Regions from separate parts of the Mus musculus genome. Here region 1 is linked to region 2. The links are chromatin contacts, found by Hi-C or POLR2A ChIA-PET in ENCODE. All regions are on one chromosome and are shown on one strand. The core of a region is the stretch at or near the end of the contact, and the rest is flanking DNA. Distances in the headings are between cores, read along the strand shown. Region 1 holds the start of Gstp3 (glutathione S-transferase pi 3). Region 2 holds the start of Ndufv1 (NADH:ubiquinone oxidoreductase core subunit V1).

Evidence for each region. Hi-C counts contacts between places; a loop is a spot of excess contacts on that map. ChIA-PET counts read pairs that join two places held with the same protein, here RNA polymerase II (POLR2A).
Region 1: POLR2A ChIA-PET joins it to region 2 with 34 read pairs in embryonic stem cell. The contact joins the promoter of Gstp3 here to the promoter of Ndufv1 in region 2. A Hi-C loop is called at or near these places in 21 of 37 maps with a recorded cell type or tissue (CH12.LX, Patski, T-helper 1 cell and 7 more). POLR2A ChIA-PET finds 5 or more read pairs at or near these places in 5 of 5 experiments (Patski and embryonic stem cell).

Annotation. Positions count from the first base shown.
Region 1 is chr19:4,054,267-4,061,249 of GRCm38, reverse strand. Gstp3 (glutathione S-transferase pi 3) reads left to right here and starts at 1,803. Exons shown (of 7, transcript NM_144869.3): 1 at 1,803-1,826; 2 at 1,956-1,991; 3 at 2,409-2,515; 4 at 2,634-2,721; 5 at 3,061-3,164; 6 at 3,255-3,362; 7 at 3,532-3,777. The coding sequence starts at 1,826. The coding sequence ends at 3,720.
Region 2 is chr19:4,008,914-4,015,945 of GRCm38, reverse strand. It overlaps Ndufv1 (NADH:ubiquinone oxidoreductase core subunit V1), which reads left to right and starts at 3,191. Exons shown (of 10, transcript NM_133666.3): 1 at 3,191-3,395; 2 at 4,518-4,600; 3 at 4,674-4,844; 4 at 5,937-6,120; 5 at 6,413-6,602. The coding sequence starts at 3,324.

The sequences.
Region 1 (6,983 bases), core at 554-3,053, 47 kb before region 2:
TGACATAGTCTGTTCCCTTCAACAAAAAGGTATCAAAGGGGGAAAATGGATTTAAAAAGTGAGGTTCCCAGCCTGGCAGTACTGGCACACTCCTTAAATCCCAGCACTCAGGAGACAGAGACAGGTGGCATTCTATGGTTTTGAAGCTGGCCTGCTCTACAGAGCAAGTTCCAGGTCAACCAGGGCTACACAGAGAACAGAGAAGCACAGTGTCGATGATAGATAGATAGATAGATAGATAGATAGATAGATAGATAGATAGATAGATAGACAGATGCATAGATGATAGATAGAAGACAGACAGACAGACATGAGGTTCCCAGGGAACTAACCAGACCAAACAAGTTTAAATCCTGTTTACTAGCTGAGTGACCTTGGGCATGCCACGTCAATTCTTTGTTTCAATTTCTCTACAAACAAGGAACAGTGCTAGCCTTGAGGACTGGTACATGTAAGGCTTAACTCTTTGCTAAGAGTTTTCTGTTATAGCATCACCAAGAGAGGAGGGGATAGTTCATTAGTTAAAATCCCTTTATTTAAAAAAAAAGGGGGGGCTGGAGGGATGGCTCAGTGGTTGGGAGCATTGGCTGCTGTTTTGGAGGTCTTGAGTTCAGGTCCCGGCGACTGCATGGTAGCTCACGGCCATCTGTGGTGGGATTGGATGCCCTCTTCTGGTGTGTCTGAGGACAGCTGCAGTGTGCTTGCATGTGATAAATAAATAAATATTTAAAAAAAATTTTAGGGCTGGTGAGATGGCTCAGCGAGTAAGAGCACTGACTGCTCTCCCAAAGGTCCTGAGTTCAAATCCCAGCAACCACATGGTAGCTCACAACCACCCATAGTGAGATCTGATGCCATCTTCTGGTGTGTCTAAATACAGCTGCAGTGTACTCATTTATAATAATAAATAAATCTTTAAAAAAATTTTTTTTAAATCCCTTTATTCTTTTCTTGAAAAGACAGGCTCTTGCTATATAGCTCTGGCTGGCTTGGTTGCTATATAGCTCTGGCTGGCTTGGTGATCTTGGTTGTAGACCAGTCTGGCCTTGAATTCGAAAGGGCTGCCTCTCTTTGTACTTTTTTTTTTTTTTTTCGAGACAGAGTTTCTTTGTATAGCCCTGGCTGTCCTGGAACTCACTTTGTAGACCAGGCTGGCCTCGAACTCAGAAATCTGCCTGCCTCTGCCTCCCAAGTGCTGGGATTAAAGGCGTGCCGCCCGACCTTCCTTTGTACTTTGAGTGCTGCAATTAAAGGTGTGTGCCATCACTCCAGGTGACACTGCCATTATTATGGTTATTGTTATTATTTATTTTTTGTCATTTATAAACATGGTTTCTCTTTGGAGCCCTGGCTGTCCTGGAACTCTGTCGACCAGACGGACTGGGCTGAACTCAGAGATCCTCTTGCTTCTGCCTCCTCCCAAGTGCTGGGATTAACCACGGCTCCTCTACATTGCCTTATTTTTACAAGGAGCACTTATTATTATACCATGTACTGTTGGTAGAGGCCTACCTGCATATAAGGCACTGTCCAAACCCCTGAGCACACAAGAAACCGAGTGGTTTGGGCGTGTTAAGTGGGAGGCTTATCATGTGACCATGTGTGCCTCTTGCAAAACTCCAGTAGCATATTGCACCACAGATAGAAAGGTGAGTCTGCCCTCCCCCACCACGTCTGCCAGGAAGCTGGTACACTGAACACCAGGACTTGGTCTGTTTCTGGGGCAGTGTGGGATGTCTGAGGAGGTGGAGTCTTCCTGTCAATATAAGGCCCCGATCACTTCCTCTCTTCCTGCTGAGCTTGCACCACACTGTATCCGCCCAACAGTAAGGAGAAACCTGGAGGCAAGGGCGGGGGCAATTATACCCCCACCTCACCCCTGCTACTAACCGCTCCTTGGCCCTGCAGCCCAGGCAAGGTCCTCCTTCATCGTGCTTTTTGTCTATCTCTCCTAGTGCCACCTTACACCATCGTCTATTTCCCTTCCCGAGGTGTGGCCTCAGCACTTTCAAGACGAAGGGCACAAACAATAGTCTTCTGGGTCATTCCTGGGAATCCCCAACAGTGGTGTAGGAAGGGCGTGACCAAGACTGTATTGGGGCCGGGCCGGGACAGAGACCTGGGGCAGGACTACAGTTGTGGTTGGTGGGGCCAGGACTGCCCTCTTAGCCTCCGTAGATAGCTGCACTGTCTGTCACTTTTCCTTCCTTCCCTGTGCCATGGTGGGGCTGGGTCTTCGCATTCCAAGATAATGTTAGGACATGGCCTCTATCACCACATATCTCCCCTCCCTATGAGGCTCCCAAGCTAGTGTAGTCCTCTTGTCAGCTTTCCACTCTCCCAAACTCTCCCAGGATGCTCTGAGAGTAGATCTCTTCGCTGTGTCCTCATCCTGCACCCCCATACAGGGCGCTGTGAGGTTATGCGCATGCTTCTAGCTGACCAGGGCCAGAGCTGGAAGGAGGAGGTGGTGACCTTGGATGTTTGGGAGCAAGGCACATTCAAGGCTTCCTGTGTGAGTAATTGTCTCCCTCTCCCCCTTGGGGATTCGGTTGGGGCGCAGCCTTAGGGTGCTGTGTCTAGGATTGGGGGCAGCCAGGTTCAGCACCCCTTACAGAGGGATCTTCTCCCAGTTGTTTGGACAGATCCCCAAGTTCCAGGATGGAGAGCTCACCCTGTACCAATCCAATACTATCCTACGGCACCTGGGCCGCTCCTTCGGTGAGTCCAGAAGCCAAGCCCTGAGAGACACCTGAGATGTTCCTCAAAATGTCCTGGGGCTTTGAATTGCCTCACCTGCAGCCACCAATGTCCCACCTGGGTCACCCTAGAGGATCATGCAGGGCCCAGGTTCCAGAAGGCTACTGGTGTGCTGCTGGGCGGTCGCTGTCTGTACAGCCAGGGCTGTGAGTTTCCAACTTGTATCATTTTTCTAATGACATCCCAGAGGTAGGCAGGGAAGACCTCCAATTAAGGTTAGAGAGTAGACCCAGGCTGAGACTGAGTGGACATGTAGGGACAAGTACAGAACCTGAGCCTGCTGCCTGCCCGCTGACCCAGGGCTCTATGGCAAAGACCAACAAGAGGCAGCACTGGTGGACATGGTGAACGATGGACTGGAAGACCTATTCAGACGCATTGCCCGGCAGTATCGCCATATCCTGGTATGTAGGAGCCACAGGCTAGTGACCAAGCGTGGTGGGCAGGAAAGGGAGATCACTTCGGTCACTCTGGCTGCACATTTCTGACCACAGAAGGAGGGCAAGGACCAGTATCAGAAGGAGCTTCCGGGACACCTGAAGCCATTTGAAACTCTCCTGGCCCAGAACAGGGGTGGCCAGTCCTTCATTGTTGGTGACCAGGTGAGCATTGGGTAGGCCTTTCCCCACCCACTCATTGCCAGATCCTTTCTCAGAGGGGTAAACTGAGGCCAGATGCAGAGGCAGAAGCAGGGAGCATCCAGTGCTTTGCTCTGTGGCGCTTCTCCCAGTCCTGCCTCAGCTCCAGCCCTGTCACTCCCCCGTCCTGTAGATCTCTTTCGCGGACTACCGCCTGCTGGACGTGCTTCTGAATCTCGAGCTCCTGTTTCCTGGTTACTTGAATGACTTTCCCCTGTTCTCCGCCTATGTGGCGCGCCTCAAATCCCGACCCAAGCTCAAGGCCTTCCTGGAGTCTCCTGAGCATGTGAACCGGCCCCTGGCTGCTTGCATAAAGATGTGAGTCCACCTGCCTCCCCCAGCCCCCACCCCAGACCAATAAAACTGATGGCAGGAGCCAGTGCAGGGCTTGTCCTTAATCCTAACACTTGGGAGGCAGAGGCAGGCGAATCTCTGTGGGTTCAAGGTCAGCCTGGTCCACAAAGTTCCAGGACAGCCAGGGCCTATTGGGAAAAAAAAAAAAAAAAAAAAAAGCAGTGAGCTTAAGGGGCAAGGATGAAGACACCGTGTTGACACCTAGGCTACCCTTGCTAAAATGTCAGGCCCAGAGCTGCCAGGAAAGAGGGCCTTTAGGGCTCTAAACCTCCAGGTCCTACTAGAGGACTTCCTGCTGGGAGGCGACTGACCTTTAATCCTACAGGGTTCCCTCATCCAAGAGGAATACAGCTATAGCCCTAAGGGTATCAGCTAGTTAAATCCTCATTTGGTGAACTCATTCTGGGCAGACACTTACCCTCAGGAGTGACACATATATTTGAGTGTGTCCCATGTGTAAGCATGTGGCCAGTTCTCATGTGTTATCTGAGGCCATGGACAGTTGGATTCTCCTATCCCACTTGCAGGCCATCAGCAAGTCCCCAGTGTGAGAGTCACAAGGCAGGCCTGCAGCTCAAGGGGCTCACTGCTCTTCTGAAAGTGGGAGGAGCATTTGAAGACTGGCGGCTGCATCTGCTCTCCAGTTGGGGAGCTGGAACAGCCTTTTGTACCCAGGTTAAAAGCACTGGCCAGCGGCTGCTTGGGAGAGAGCAGATAGAGTAGATTCGAGGCGACTGGCCTCATTCTCCCAAAAGATTTCCCTTTTATAGCCCTCCTAGGATTGAGAGGGCTGAGAAATGAGAAGGGATCAGGGTTCAGCCCGAGTATCAGGTCTCCAACATGAGATCAGTGATCATCAGCTCAGGGAGCAGGTTTAACCCAGGGGTCAGGGCTCACCATGAAGAGCTGGTCTTAGGACTGAAATCAGGATTCCGCTCAGGGATCAGGACTTAGTCCAAGGATTAGAATTCAGACCTGGGATCAGGGCTCAGTTCAGGGATCAGGGTTCAGTCCTGGGATCGGGGCTTCGCCCTTGAGTTGCATTCCTCAGCTACGTCATACAGGCAGGAAGTCTGGGAGTTTCCCACCATCTCCTAGCGTTGCCTCTCCAGCAGCTGCTATTTGCTGCCACCTGCCACCTTCCTAGAGAGTGTCCCGAGGCTCTTCTTACCCTGAGGGGACTCAGGCGAGTCATCAGGACTCTCCAAGCTGCTCTTATCTGTATGTGGGTCCCACAGAAACGTAGCTGACCCTCTCTGAGCCTGTTCTCTCTCACGCTGGGGTCAGAGCTGGAATTTGCACCCAGGCAGGTGGATACTAAGTCTGCATTCTTTCCCAAACTTTCCCAGCAGCTACTTCTGCATGTTCTGTGGACAAGTGCAGTGACTACTAAACACATGCGTGGTACTTGCATATTAAATACTCAGGCCGAAGTCCAATGGTGGAAATCTGGGGCCACATCCAGACTCGTCTGGGTGTTTGTGTCTGATCTAGGAAGGCCATGCGTCGGTTTTGTACACCTGGGTGGGTAAAGCTGGGGTGAACTCCTGCCTGGGGCCTCTCCTCATTCTACCAATGGATGTTCCAGTCCCCCAAACTGCTCAGTGCGTCTCTGTTTGGCAACACCCCTCACCCCAACTCCTGAGCTCTGAACATTCCTCTGCCAACTTTAGACAGAGGCTGGAGGGAGGAGCCTTGTTTGGCCCGCCTGCTTGCCTGCATGGCTGTTTTCTGCCGCCCTGGGTCCATGGCACAAGCTTGCTGTTTCCTCTCAGCTTAACTTCTGTCATGATCCTAGTTTTTGTCAGAGAAAATGACTGGAAGACTTGTGCCCCCAGGACTGCTTTCATCTTAAAAGTATGGCCACCAGGCCATGAGAGGCAGCAGCCTCTGCTACAGACTGCAGGTGCAGGAGGCTTGAGGCCTCCCTGCTCACCTGCCTGGGCTGTCTCTGTGGAAAGTTACCATTTTGCAAGTCTGAAGCAGATGCTTTTTCCTGCTGTTCTAAAAACAGGGCAATTGCGACCTTTGGCTCCTAAATTCAGCCGAGGCAACGGTCACACACACGTTGGGATGGCTGCCCAGTTCCAACCTGACAACCATCTGGGCATCTCTTCCTCCCATTCCGTGTTAGTCCCCAGCATCTTCCTCCTGTGCCAGGTCTTGTCCTGTAAATGCAGGACTAACATGTGAGCTAAGGCTAGCCCATCCCAGAGCCTCAGCTCTGGCTTTAGTTATGGATGCAGAAGTGAGCTCTCAATGAACAAAGAACTGGAACAATGTGAGTCCATCTCTGACAGACCCCACCTCACTGGCACAGTTCGTCATGCCCCTTTCTTCACCCTCATCTGAGGTGGAGCCTCTCTCCTCTTTCTCTCTGTGTCTCTGTCTGTCTCTTTCCATCTCTCTCTGTGTCTCTGTCTATGTGGCTCTATCTCCCTCTGTCTCTCTGTCTTTCTCCCTCCATCTTTCTCTGTCTCCATCTATCCCTTTCTTTCTCTTTTCACCTCTCCCTCTCTGTCTCTTTCTCCTCAATTCTCCACCAGAGTAGGATGGGGGAGGCTTCAGTTCTTGGTACCAGGTTTGAGAAGCTGACTTCACTCCATCCATCCATTTATCCATCTTTTGGCTTAGTCATGCGAACCACAATCACTTCCCTCTGAAAATACATCTTGTGCCAAGCAAATGGTGCACACCTTTAACCTCAGCACTCAGGAGGCAGAGGCAGGCAGGCAGGCGGGTCTCTGGAGTTCAAGGCCAACCTGGTCAATGGAGTGAGTTCCAGGATAATCAGGGCTACACAGAGAAATTCTGTCTCAAAAAACAAAACAAAAACAAAAAACACAAGAAGCCGGGCGTGGTGGCGCACACCTTTACTGCCAGCACTTGGGAGGCAGAGGCAGTCAGATTTGTTAGTTTGAGGCCAGCTTGGTCTACAAAGTGAGTTCTAGGACAGCCAGGGCTATACAGAGAAACCCTGTCTGGAAAAACCAGAAAAAACAAAAGCAACAACAACAACAACACAAAAACAAAAACAAACAAACAAAAACCTCAAGAAGAGGAAGAGGAGGAAGAAAAGAGAGAGGAGAGAAAGAACAACTGGTTTGCCTTTGGCTGAGAGAGATTGATAGGTTAAAAATATGTCCACACTCCTTGACAAGCTCCTCCTCAGAACACAGAGCCCTGGCTGGCTGGTAAAGTACTTGTTTTGTACGAATGAGGACCTTGGGG
Region 2 (7,032 bases), core at 1,942-4,441:
ATGATATAAAAGCAGGCTGGTAAGAAACAAAGCTGTTTCAGCCTCAGTGTGGGCTGGAGTCATGTGATAATGTTGTCTGTTTTTCTTTTTCAATCCTCACGCCCTTGCTTGAGACCCTGTTGACTGACTGAGCTGGCTCGGTCAGATAACGACACAGCAGGGAACAGGCTGAGAAAGAAGGGAGCACCAGGCCTTGGACCCTCCAGAGGAAACTGCTTAGGAAATGACACCAGAATGGACCTTTAAATGTTTTTTTCTTTCTAGCCTAACTTAGTTTCAAACACAAGGCAATCCTGCCTTAGTCTGCCAGGTGTTGGAGTTACAAGTGTGAGCCTGTACAACCAGCTAATTGACCTCTGTGTCTCCTTGTCCTCTCTCTGCCTTTCCGTGACACTCACCTCTTTACTGAGGTCAAAGGCCGGGAGGGCCTTGAGCATTCCAGGCAAGCTAAGGAGCATCTCCTGCTGCCTCCTTTAAAAAAAACGTTTTTTCCTTGAGAAAGGGTCTCCCTGTGTATCACTATATATGCAAGGATGGTTTTGAATTCGTAGCAATCCTCCTGCCTCCACCTCAGACTCCCTTTACTCAAGCAGCGTGGTAAGCAAGTGCACTGGCACCTGTACCCAGCTGGGGAGGCCCGAGTGGCATCAGAGCCACACTGTCTGCTTCTGAAAATGGGGTCAATCACTTCTATTTGATGTATGTGGAAGACTTAAGGGAATAACACATGGCAAGCACTTGGTGCTGAGCTTGACACTAGATGAATGTGGGTCCTGTCCTCCACTCTCCATTTCTGTCACTTCCATGACCTGCATCTTGTCCCTGGCACTTCTCCCTCTGATCTGAGTACTTAGGATGGGGGATGGGGGAAGGTCTGGGATGCCCTGGCTCCACACTGTTACCCCTCCTCCTGCCCCCCCAAATGATCCACAGACTTAGGTCTAAGCCCTGGATTAGCTATGTAATCTCTAGCTCTGCCCAGGCATCTCTTCTCTACCAAGTAGAGGGGGGCTGGGACTGCCCTGCCAGGCTGTGACACTTCAGGCAGGATGTGGATGCTCTTGGTGCCCCTTCTGGGAGCACTGATGGACCCAGTGACTGTCACAGGCTTGTCAGTAGTGCTGTGGGTCCTGCTGAGTGCCAAGCACTATGGGAAGGAAACTATGGTTTTGGGTACAGTTCTCCCAGTCAGGGAGGAAATCCTACAGACGCTCATTTTCACCCCCACGGAGTTAAGGCCATCTAGGGCTACTGTCCCAGTTTGCTGTCTATTTCAGTGATAAATACCATGACCAAAACAAGCAAACACCTTGGGGAGGAAAGGCATACATTTCCATGTCACAGTCCCTCATTGAGGGAAGTAACGGCAAGAACTCAAGGTTCCTGTGGGCAGAAATGAACCCAAGGCCATGGAGGAACACTACTTACTGGTTTGCTTGCCCATGGCTTGTTCAGGTTTTTTTTTTTTTTTTTAATACAATACAGGACCATCTGCTCAGGAATGACTTAACCCACAGTGGGCTTGGCCTTCCCACATCAATCCTTAATCAAAAAAAAAAATGCTCCCACAGACTTGCCTACCAGCAACTTAATGAAAATAATCCCTTAGTCAAAGGTCCCCCTTTTCAAATGACTAATTTATGGCAAGTTAAAAAACAAACCAACAAAAAACCCTTCTGACCAGCACACACTGTGGGCAGTATTGAGCAAACAGGTATTCATCTGTCTCTTACATACTACACTTCTAAGTCAGACATTGTAGTGACAATTTTGGAGTTTTGGTTTCTTTGAAAAAAAAACCACAGAAATATTATCAGAATGTGTTTTTGTTTTGATCCTAAGTGTGAGGATATAGAGCTGCTTCAGACTGTCCACAGCAGCTGACTATGATTTGCCTTGTGTTCTAGCAAGGACATGATTTTTCCAGCTGTAGATAGTTTCTGTGATGATGTGACATTTGGAATTCTGTGGAGTTTTTAGAGGGTATATAAATGCTAGGACACCAAGAGGTTATTAAGTAGTTGTGCACAAAGAAGAAACAAGAAGAAGAAGAGGAGAAGAAAGAAGAAAAGGAAATAATTAGATATCCTGACAGTAAAGATCAGGCTTGCCCCAAGGAACTGACGCCCATAATAAGCATGAAGTAGTCTAATGATGCTGCTGCCCTCCTTCTGACCCCTGATACCCTGGACTCAAATACTATGTAAACACAAAGAATGCTTTATTCTGCAGAAGTCCAGCATGCTGAGGTCTCCCATTACCAAGATAGACATCCAAGTGAGCTTGTAGGCTCAATTTAAAGCATATTAGGGGAATAGTAAGACTCTGTCTGACAAAGCAGAAGGAAGGAAGGAAAGAAAGAAGGAAGGAAGGAAGGAAGGAAGGAAGGAAGGAAGGAAGGAAGGAAGAAAACTCTTAAACTCTTATATCTGGGGCTGGTTTTTGAATCTAGCATTAGGAAGTCAAAGGCTCACAGCAAGTTGAAAGCCAGCCTACGCCATATAGTGATTTCCAGGCCTGCCAGAGCTAAATGAAACTTATCTTAAAAGAAAAACAAGCAAAACGTTTTTGTTCTAGAGCTGGGTTCTGAAGACAGGAGTCCGGCTGCAGTGTGTAACTAGAGCCCCAAGGGGTCCCTGATAAGGGGAGGGAGTAGCCTTTTAGCATCGGCGGGAGCCTGTGACACTCACTGACCATCCCTGGTCTCTGCATTGCTCTAAAAGGTTTACAGACACACAGCCCTGAGAAGTCCTATGCAAAGGTTCTGGGGCAGCTTTGTGGGAGGTGAGGGACCTCACCGGTTCTTTTGTTAATGAGTACTTCTCCAAGGCACACGGATGCTCAGGGGGAGCGCTTAGTTCAGCAGGGCTCGGCTAGTTCAGCGTAATTACACCAGATCAGGACGATTCCGCTGTAGTCCAACTAATTTTCTCACCAGCTTCCATTCGTGCATATATAGCTGGTGTCAACTAGACGCAAAGTCTGTAGGAAGTGGAATACTTGGGATCCAGCAGAGGGCGACACGTGAGCCTGGTTTACTAGGAAAAGGAAGAGTCTCCGAGAAAGGAGAGTCTGGGCAAGCTGGACTACATCTCCCAGAAGGCCTAGCACGAGAGTAAATTTCCGGTCTCTGTGCCCGCGCACCTTTAGTGGGCGAGGCCGAGGACAGAGCTCAAAGGAACGGAGGTCCCTGGACACGCCACTGGCTGCGGATGTGTGACGCACTTCCTGTGCGCTCCCCACCCCGTGTGTTTCTGTCGCGCCGGTCCCGCGGTTCGGAGTTGTGAAGGTGACAGCCGGAGGTGACCCGTCTGGCTCCCGCGATGCTAGCGGCACGGCATTTTCTCGGCGGGTTGGTTCCCGTGCGGGTATCTGTGCGTTTCAGCAGCGGCACGGTGAGCCCGCCCTGATTCAGGCCCACGCCTATGGCGGAGGAGTGGCGAGCGGCGAGCGGGATTGTGGTCCCCTCTGCAGAGTCCTCTCCTCTCCGAGCTACCACCCGGTCTGGATAAAAACTAACGGTCCCAACTCCAGGCTGACGATGTCCAGTCCAGCTACTCTTGTTTTAACAACCCCGTCTTGGGGTGAGGGTTTGCAGGTGTTGAGGCGTCTTAGATAATCTGTTATTTCTTCCTCGCAGCCCTACCGGGTATCAGGGTCTTCGCCCCATTTCAAAGTTCAGAAAACAGTTTTGAAAAAGATGTGTATCTCCTCAACCCCCCGACAGTATTTTGCTTCCAGTAGTGACCGGAAAACGCTTTTGTGAATTTTTTTTTTTTTATGAGATAGGGGCTCATTATATAGTTCTAGGCTGTATTCAAATTAGTGTTGGTCCTCTTGTCTCAGCCTCTCTGGGTGCTCCTGAGACCACAGGCATCCACCACTACACCTGAGGAGAAGTACTTTTAAGGAGGTAGGAGTGGATGTCAGGTCACTTTCTACCAAGTCGTGAACCATTCCAGTCCACACCTCTCCTTTATCTCAGACCCCAAATCCATTTTGTTCCCCAGCCCCAATGAGGCACTTCTCTTCCATCAGTGACCACGTACTACCTCTTCAGCAGAGTTAGGGAGATCAAGCCCCTCCTAGCCAGGTTTTGCTCTAGTGGAAGAGTCAGACAAATCTATGCTGGTCTTGGGGAAGCAATGCTGGTGCTGTCGCTGAAGTGTGACATGGCTCCGTGGGGACCATCTGCTTTTAGCTTTGTGGCCTTCCCTAAGTTCCTTTTGTTTAGAGCCCCCCCCCCCTCCTTTGGAAAATGGAGGAAATATCCTATCCCAGGAATGTTACAAGGATGAATTGGGATGAAACGTTGAGAGTGTTTAGCTCTGTAACTTCTAAACAGGAAGGACTGATATAAATGGTGGTCGGGAGCTACAATGTTTCAAAGACTTTGAAGCCTCTACCCCTGCTGTGGCCCAGCTCCTCATATGTAGGAAGGCCCAAGAAGCTGAAAATTCTGCCCCAATCCCTCATGGTCCCTGAGCTCTGGACCTCCTGACCTTCTATCTCCCCAGACAGCACCCAAGAAAACCTCATTTGGCTCACTGAAGGATGAAGACCGGATCTTTACCAACCTGTATGGGCGCCATGACTGGAGGTGAGACAGTGCCCATGGCCTGCTGGGTCCCAGAGCAGGACTTCTCCTTCACATCATTTCCTACTCTGTCCAGGCTGAAAGGTGCCCTGAGACGGGGTGACTGGTACAAGACAAAGGAGATCCTGCTGAAGGGGCCTGACTGGATCTTGGGTGAGATGAAGACATCAGGTTTACGGGGCCGTGGTGGTGCTGGCTTCCCCACTGGCCTCAAGTGGAGCTTCATGAATAAGCCCTCAGATGGCAGGTTTGTTGGGGAAATATCCTAAGCTCTGGTTGCAGGATACAGGAGGGGCTGCTGGATCACTGGGTTTTGGGGCTGATGCTGGGAAACTTAGCAGGCTGTAAGAGAGGATATATCTATCCTTAACTTAAGAGCTATCTCTTTCCTCAGCAGAGACTTAAGATGTTACAATCCATACAAGATTTTCATTTAGGCAGACCTTATTATTCAAATTCCACCTTTGCCTTTTAATACTTAGCAAGCTTTGGAGAATCTGGTCCTTTTGAATTCCTCTTTTTTTCTTCTTCTTCTTTTTCTTTTTTCTTTTGTATGTGTATGGGTGTGTGTCTGAGTATGATATGCAGAAGTTAAAAAGATAATGTTGGTTCAGTTTTTGACCTGCAACTTCAGTAGACACCTAGACACCTAGAATGCAAATTATAAAGTTAACCACTCGGTTGGCATAATGGCTCAGCAGGTAAGGGAGCCTGGCTTCAAGCCTGGTGACCAGAGGTCACTTCTAGAACCCACATGAAAGAGAGAGAGAGAGAGCTGACTCCCACAAGTTGATCCCTGAACTTCACATGTGTTATGGCACATGCTGCCACCACCAGTAAATAAATGTAATAAACAGAAATATTGTTTTCAAGATAGGACTTCTCTGTGTAGCTCTGGCTGTCCTGGAACTCACTCTGTAGACCAGGATGGCCTTGAACTCAGAGATCCACCCATCTCTGCCTCCTGGGTGCTGGGGTGAAAGGTGTGTACCACCACTACCTGCTCATTTTTTAAAAAGTCAACCACTCTACCTCCTGTTAGCCTCAAGGCTGTGGTAGAGGTTGCAGACCTCTTACGACCAAGAACTGAATTGACTCTCAAGGGAAGCCCAGGGAGAGATGTTGGATTTGTTCTCTCAGGAGAACATGGCTTATCTTGTGGACATACGTGGTCACGGATGAAATAGGCAGAGTCCTGTCATCGGTGTGACACAAAGAGAGCCTTGGGTAGGGCACAGAAGATCAACTGCCTTGAGGCTTCTCTGAGTGTAGACGGAATGAAGTTTGAGAACTGGGTCCTGGTGGGTCTGTAGCCTGACTGATGTGCAGGACCCCACAGGCCCAAGTATCTGGTGGTGAATGCTGACGAGGGAGAGCCAGGCACCTGTAAGGACCGAGAGATCATGCGTCATGACCCTCACAAGCTGGTGGAAGGCTGCCTTGTGGGAGGCCGGGCCATGGGAGCCCGGGCCGCCTATATCTACATCCGAGGGGAATTCTACAACGAGGCCTCCAATTTGCAGGTGAGAACATGAGCGCTGGCTGATGGTGCAGGCACACCTCACCTCACATGCTGTCGTCTTTCCTGGCACAACCATTCTTAGATGGTAGTACCAGTTTGGGGCCAGCAATTGGGTTGGTGGGAGGTGGGGGTGGCATTCCTGCATCCATCAACAACATGACCTGGGCCCAGAGTTCTTCCTTTTTGTGCTCCAAAGTTCAACTTAGGAAGTCTTCAAGGGTTCCATGGGCCCTGGATTGGAGGCTGACTCTTGGGGTACAGTAGGGCTGGGGAACTTAGACCTTGTCCCACAGGTAGCTATCCGAGAGGCCTATGAAGCAGGTCTGATTGGCAAGAATGCTTGTGGCTCCGACTATGATTTTGATGTGTTTGTGGTGCGTGGGGCTGGGGCCTACATCTGTGGAGAAGAGACGGCACTTATTGAATCCATTGAAGGCAAGCAGGGAAAGCCACGCCTGAAGCCGCCCTTTCCAGCAGATGTGGGTAAGACTCTGCCCAGCCCTGCCTCTTCCCTAAGGCTCAGCTCTGTGGGATCCTGGATCTGACCAGGTGCCTTCTGGGTGGTTCTTGCAGTATTTTTCTGTGCCCTTTGGAGAGGAGGACAGGTTGATGAGGAAGGTGTTAATAGTATAGCCTCTGCCAGTGCCACCCACAGCCTTCAGTTAACATCAGATACCCATGTCCCCTCTGGGCTGTGTACTTTCTTCCTGTCCCAGGAGCTAGAGGTGTGATGGTGAATAGGAGATGCTGCCCTGGAGTTGGGTACAGTGTGGGCCAGGAGCGATGAGGAGACAAGAGCAGGACATCCCACTAACAAGAGTCATGTTCCCAGTGGGCAGGTGGTGCATGCCTTTAATCCCAGCACTCGAAAAGCAGAGGTGGGTGAATCTCGAGTTCAAGGCCATCCTAGTCA